2 separate regions of the Homo sapiens genome follow, and region 1 is linked to region 2. A link is a loop called in an ENCODE intact Hi-C map of the cell type or tissue named here. Cell type or tissue: ascending aorta. All regions are shown on one strand. Links, peaks and the distances in the headings refer to the core of each region. The heading gives the core; the rest is flanking DNA. Region 1 has its middle 3.6 kb from the start of CAPN7. Region 2 has its middle 6.8 kb from the start of ANKRD28.

What was found. Peaks named below come from ENCODE experiments on the same cell type or tissue, not always from the same donor. Only the 100,000 strongest peaks of a DNase experiment are listed, where the experiment ranks them.
Region 1: it touches region 2 in a loop (3-fold over the local background); 17 of 110 quality-filtered maps call a loop at or near these places.

What each region holds. Positions count from the first base shown.
Region 1 is chr3:15,201,150-15,204,072 of GRCh38, reverse strand. It overlaps the pseudogene COL6A4P1. Among named protein-coding and RNA genes, the nearest start is that of CAPN7, 3.6 kb to the left of the region's middle. RefSeq lists an enhancer at 1,257-1,306. In ascending aorta, for the core only: a CTCF peak has its summit at 1,212; a DNase peak (open chromatin) is centred at 1,202.
Region 2 is chr3:15,803,319-15,806,241 of GRCh38, reverse strand. It overlaps a transcript of ANKRD28 not described here. Among named protein-coding and RNA genes, the nearest start is that of ANKRD28, 6.8 kb to the right of the region's middle. RefSeq lists enhancers at 198-247, 1,475-1,614. In ascending aorta, for the core only: no CTCF peak of the experiment used is centred there; no DNase peak of the experiment used is centred there; H3K4me3 peaks cover 421 bases; H3K27ac peaks cover 1,449 bases.

The DNA.
Region 1 (2,923 bases), core at 165-2,664, 600 kb after region 2:
GCTCCTTGTTGGTTTTTTTTTTCCCTTTGGTTAAATGGCTATTGCTATTGACTGTTGAATTCCTTGGCCTGTCCTACAAATGTCAGAAACAGCAGAGCATAGTTTTGAAATTTAGACTTGCAGGGAGCTTATAATCTGCATATAATTACATATGGAATCTATTAAGATTATATTTAATTCTATATATTTTAAATATGTATATAAAATTAAGTTAGGATATGTGTGTATATAAAATTCTACTGTAGGTGAAAAAGATGTTATTACCCTTTTTAAAGCTGCCAACCAAATGATGGTAGTTTATTATTTCATTAAATACATATGCAAAATTCTGTTGGCCAGGCACTGGAGGTAAAGACAGCTCACACTGTGGTGAGCAAGACATTCAGCAGCCAACAGTTAAAAGCATCATTTAATAATTGCTAAAAGAGAGAAGGCAGAGGCTGGGAGGAGCACTACCTAAATCAGCTTGGGGAGTCTAACACAGTGTTCCAGAAGAAAGGTGGCTTGAGTTGAGTCCCAAAGGCAGAATAAGAGCAAAGCAGGAGAGGAAGAGATGGATGTTTCAGTCTCAACTAGAGGCAGGAGTGTTGAGGTCCGTGTATTTTGAGGATTGGGATTCACTGGGTGTGGCTGTGGGAAGAGATGGAAAATGAGACTTTAGAGCTGTGCTTCTCACATTTAGCTGCTTTGGAACCACCCAGGGATCTGATTATATATAGGTTTCTGGGCTCCATCCTAGAATGCCTGGGTCAGTAGGGTTGGGCAGGGCCTGGGAATCTGCATTTCTGCAGATTCTGACAAGTGATGCTGCTGGTGCAGAGACCACACTTTGAGAACCACTGCTCTAGATTTAGAAGGGAGTCACTGAAAGCTTAAGGCCCGTTCCCAGTCAAGTCTCTTGACCATGGCTTCATGGCCTTGAAATTCAGCACTCAGGGGAAGAGTGGATCATGCTAAGGACAGCAAAGACAGGGGTGAGTTAAATTCCCTCCCTGCAGTCCCATCTCTGCTGTGCTGGATCCCTGGCCTTGAAGCTTCCTTCCTTCTTAGTTTTTTCCCCTGTGACCCTCTAGGACACATGCTATGTTGCTGTTGGTCTTTGGTAGTTGCCCTCTCTCACAGTTGGGTGGGACAAGTCATCCTATTTACTACAGATCCTCACCAACTGTGCTGGGTTTATGCAGATTCCTGAGAGCACACTGTCACCTTGTGTTCATATGTGGCACTGCAGCTAGGTGTTACCTCATAGGGGCTTGTGGTCACAACTTTATCCTTTCAACAAACATTTCATTAAAATATCTACCATGGCCGGGTGTGGTGGCTCACACCTGTAATCTCAGCACTTTGGGAGGCCGAGGTGGGTGGATCACCCGAGGTCAGGAGTTCGAGACCAGCCTGGCCAACATGGCAAAACTTCATCTCTACTAAAAATACAAAAAATTAGCCAGGTATGGTGGCAGGTGCCTGTAATCCCAGCTACTTGGGAGGCTGAGGCAGGAGAATTGCTTGAACCAGGGAGGCATAGGTTATAATCCCAGCACTTTGGGAGGCTGAGGCAGGTGGATCACCTGAAGTCAGGAGTTCGAGACCAGCCTGGCCAACATAGTGAAACCTTGTCTCTACTAAAAACACAAAAAATTAGCCAAGCATTTTGGTGGGCGCCTGTAATCCCAGCTACTCAGGAGTCTGACACAGGAGAATCGCTTGAACCCAGGAGGCGGAGGTTGCAGTGAGCCGAGATCACGCCATTGCACTCCAGCCTGGGCAACAAGAGCGAAACTCCATCTAAAATAAATAAATAAATATCTACCATAATCCCTGAAGAGCACAATAATTTTCAAGTCCAGGGCTCTCTGGGGCTCTTTAGAGATAACAGCACCATCCCTGAGGCAAGGTATGGAGCAAATTTGAGAAGCAAATTTTAGGAAGAAGTGAGTTGGGGCAGTTACTACTAGCTCTAGACAGTTCAAGGGAACGTAGGTCCAATATATTTTTTTAAATCAAGAGAAGCCAGAAATTTAAATCTTGGTGTAAAAAATACTGACTTTTAAGTAAAAATAAAGTGAAATGTTTTCCCCCTTTTTTTTTTTTTGACAGAGTTTTCACTCTTGTTGCCCAGGCTGGAGTGCAATGGTGCAATCTCAGCTCACTGAAACCTCCGCCTCCTGGGTTCAAGCAGTTCTCCTGCCTCAGCCTCCCAAGTAGCTTGAATTACAGGCATGCGGCACCACGCCCGGCTAGTTTTTTGTATTTAGTAGAGATGGGGTTTCACCATGTTGGTCAGGCTCGTCTCGAACTGCTGACCTCAGGTGATCCACCCGCCTCGGCCTCCCAAAGTGCTGGGATTACAATTGTGAGCCACCACTCCTGGCCAGTGAAATGTTTTTCTAAGTACTAAGAGACAACATTGCACATCTACAGGCTACACTGGGCTCATATCCTGTTATTTTGATCCTTTCTTGGTACTTTAATTCCTTTACATAATTTTAGAGCAGTCTCAAGAAGGAGAGAAGGTAAATGCTGACATTTGTGGATACAGTGGTGTGAAAACAGGCCCTCCTCTCATAGGGCTTTTGGCCTACTGGGAGGACACAGGCATTAATCAATCAATAAAGGCCATTAGTGAATGAATCATTACAAATGTAGACGAGTACTCCAAAGGTAATCAACAGTTTTGTAAGAGCTTATGAAAAGGAAACTGACCTGAACTAGGGGGTCAGCAAAGACTTTCCCTGAGATAGAAGGAACTGCTTGTGCAGTGGCCAGTGGCAAAACTGAACATGGAACAGAGGCCAGTGTAGCTGGAGCAGACACAGTGAAATGCAGGCAGAGGCTCAGAAGGTGAGGGTGTCAGGCATGAGACCATGTAGGGCCTTGTAGGCCCTGTTAAGAGTTTGGGTTTCTATCTTAATTCTCAGTACAC
Region 2 (2,923 bases), core at 120-2,619:
GTTGACATCGTTTTACTCTGAATTAACATTGTTACAAGCATGGCTTTTTAAAAGTTTATCGAAGGCGTGAAAATTTATGTATAAAAGAAACTCCACACCTGAGACACATTACAAACATACCTTCCTTCTTTCAACAATAGAAGGTGCTATGTAAAATTACAGCACTCTTTGATAAAAGGAACTAAAACTCTCTGAGTCATTACTTGAATTTAAAAATAGCTATGGTCAGTATTTTTGTCTCCAATATGGTTCAGAAAGACATGAATCATTTTTTTTTTAGTATTTCCCAAACGATAGCCACTTTGAAACGGAAGTGATGTATGCAGTTGGGTTCAGTTTGTTTGTGAAATAACGAATGTACACTTCAGATACTGATCTTACTGTACTTTCGGGAATTCCTTGGACATCTCACATAATTATTGCTTATAAAGGTAAACATTTTGTAACCATAGCAACTTATTTTAAAACTGAAAATTTTCTCCCTTCAGCTTTTAAAGTGCATTAACTTCATACTACATTTACTCTGGCATCACCACATTGTAAAAACCAGAATGAATTGCACATAATCTTTCCTCAATCTTTTTTTAAGAAGGGCAAAATTCAGCCTGTTTAAAATAAAAATTTTGCACTCAACTGATTTTAATATGAGGGCTAAATTGTCTTTGATACAGTTGCTGAACAATAATTAACTTTGCAAATAATAATGTAGATTTCAGAGAATGTGTTTATCCTTGGCCTGATAGAACATAAGTCATATGTCAGAGATACTACTCATCACATATCTTAGCTAAAAATTTTACTAATCAGATTGACTAGGATATTTTAAAAAGTATCACAACTTTAAAAAAAAGACCTCTAAAATGATGAGTCCTTTTCCTTAATTTCAAACTGCTTCTCAAGGTAATCAAAATTATGAAGAAAATAACCTAACTTTTAAAGACATTACTTAAATGCAGTACTACATACTTGCTAACAGAGTAGTTTTTCTCCCTTTGTTCCTTAGTTTTGGCATATTAGGTGTATTCTAGAAAACTAACCTGTGTTAGTTTGGCCTGTTGAATTTTTTACTTATATTCTTTTGGAAGGAAGTAATTCTCTTAAGGCTGAAATCTAAAAATAGTCATCTAAATATTGATTTAAACCTTAAGTTCATATGTGTAACTGTTGAATCTACACTTACTTGGAAAAGTCAGTGAAACTCTGTTTTCGTAAGTACCTGCTACGTAAGTACATGTGTGTTGGGAGGAGGAAAGAGCGCAAAGTCAGCATTCTTCTAGTCCCCCATTATAGTGTTAAAATGTTACTAGTCTGCCTGTCTATAAAAACCTTCCTTCCTTTGAGGCACATACCATTTGGCTAGGTGATCCTTCTATTTCTTGTTGCTATCATCTGTCACATCTCATACCCCAGTTCCACATCTGGATCATGTTTGTCTGTCATCTAGGTGATTTCATTTCTTTGTAGATGACATTTTGAACATACTTAACTATTTAACAACCTCCACACCAGCAGTCATCTGTACTTGGCTGTAACCACCTCCACTTGGCTGTAACCACCTCAATGACCACATCCTACAACTTGTCTCATTTGCTGTAATTACCTTTGCTTCTGTATGTTTGTTCTTATCTATCCTGGACACCGTGAGCCATTGCTTTTAACTGCTCAACAGTCACTTATACTCACTTTTAACAATTATATATTATAAATGATAGTTTTGAATCTTCAACCATTTTCTGAAAAATGTGATAGAGTTTTTACATGGAATGTTCTAACTAGCAGACCATTGATTTCTTTGACAAAGCACCCTTCCTATAAATTAAAGGAGGAGCAAAATAATGAGGTTTATGGAGAGTTTTATTAAAATATCCATTTTTTTAGAGAATGGACAGTTAGAAGGTATCTGTATATGTCAGTTACAATTAATAACTTCATATGCTACACTCTTTCCTATGATGGACTTGGTAGCAGGTATAGTCTATATCTCGGCCTTCAGTATATACTGTCTTTTACTGTCTTTTATCTTGTACTGGTTAGATTTTTACGTGTATGACATAATGCCCTATTTAAGTTGCATAAGGAGTTTGAAGGTGATATATGATACCTTATAATTCCTTGGCATGGTATGTATAGTAGAGATATGAATGTCTAATAATTGTTTAATCAGTGCTGTGGTATTTTTGTTGAGTGTTTTAAAAAGTAAGGTATTCTTGCCAAAAGACTTTTAGATAATTTCAGTGTACTGGATTGAGTAGAATTGAGCCAGATCTCACCATTCTTTATGAATTTTTTTAATATTCACCTAGATGTAGGCAACTTTGGGATTTAACATTTCATTTAGAAGTCATGAGGGTAGATGCTAAGATAATGGGCTCTGTATTAAGTTTAAAACAGAGTTTGAGAGCATGAAATGCACCTTAGATATTGATGTAACAAGTAACATTCTTCATTGTATAAATTTGGAAACTAAAAAAGTCCCAAATTTCTTAAACTCCAATAAGCACTGGTTGCTTAAGTCAAAAACCTGGGAGGTTTCTGATTATCATCTTCTCCATCACTCTTGTAGCCAGTCTATTAACATGTCCTATAAATCCTATTTCTAAAATATATTTCTTTTTTTTTTTTTTTTTAAATGGAGTCTCGCTCTGTCGCCAGGCTGGAGTGCCGTGGTGTGATCTCAGCTCATTACAGCCTCCACCTCCCAGGTTCAAGCGATTCTCCTGCCTCAGCCTCTTGAGTAGCTGGGATTACAGGCACGCGCCACCACACCCAGCTAATTTTTGTATTTTTAATAGAGACGGGGTTTCACCATGTTGGTCAGGCTGGTCTCAAACTCCTGACCTCATGATCCGCCCACGTTGGTCTCCCAAAGTGCTGGGATTACAGGTGTGAGCCACCGTGCACGGCCTCTAAAATATATTTCTGT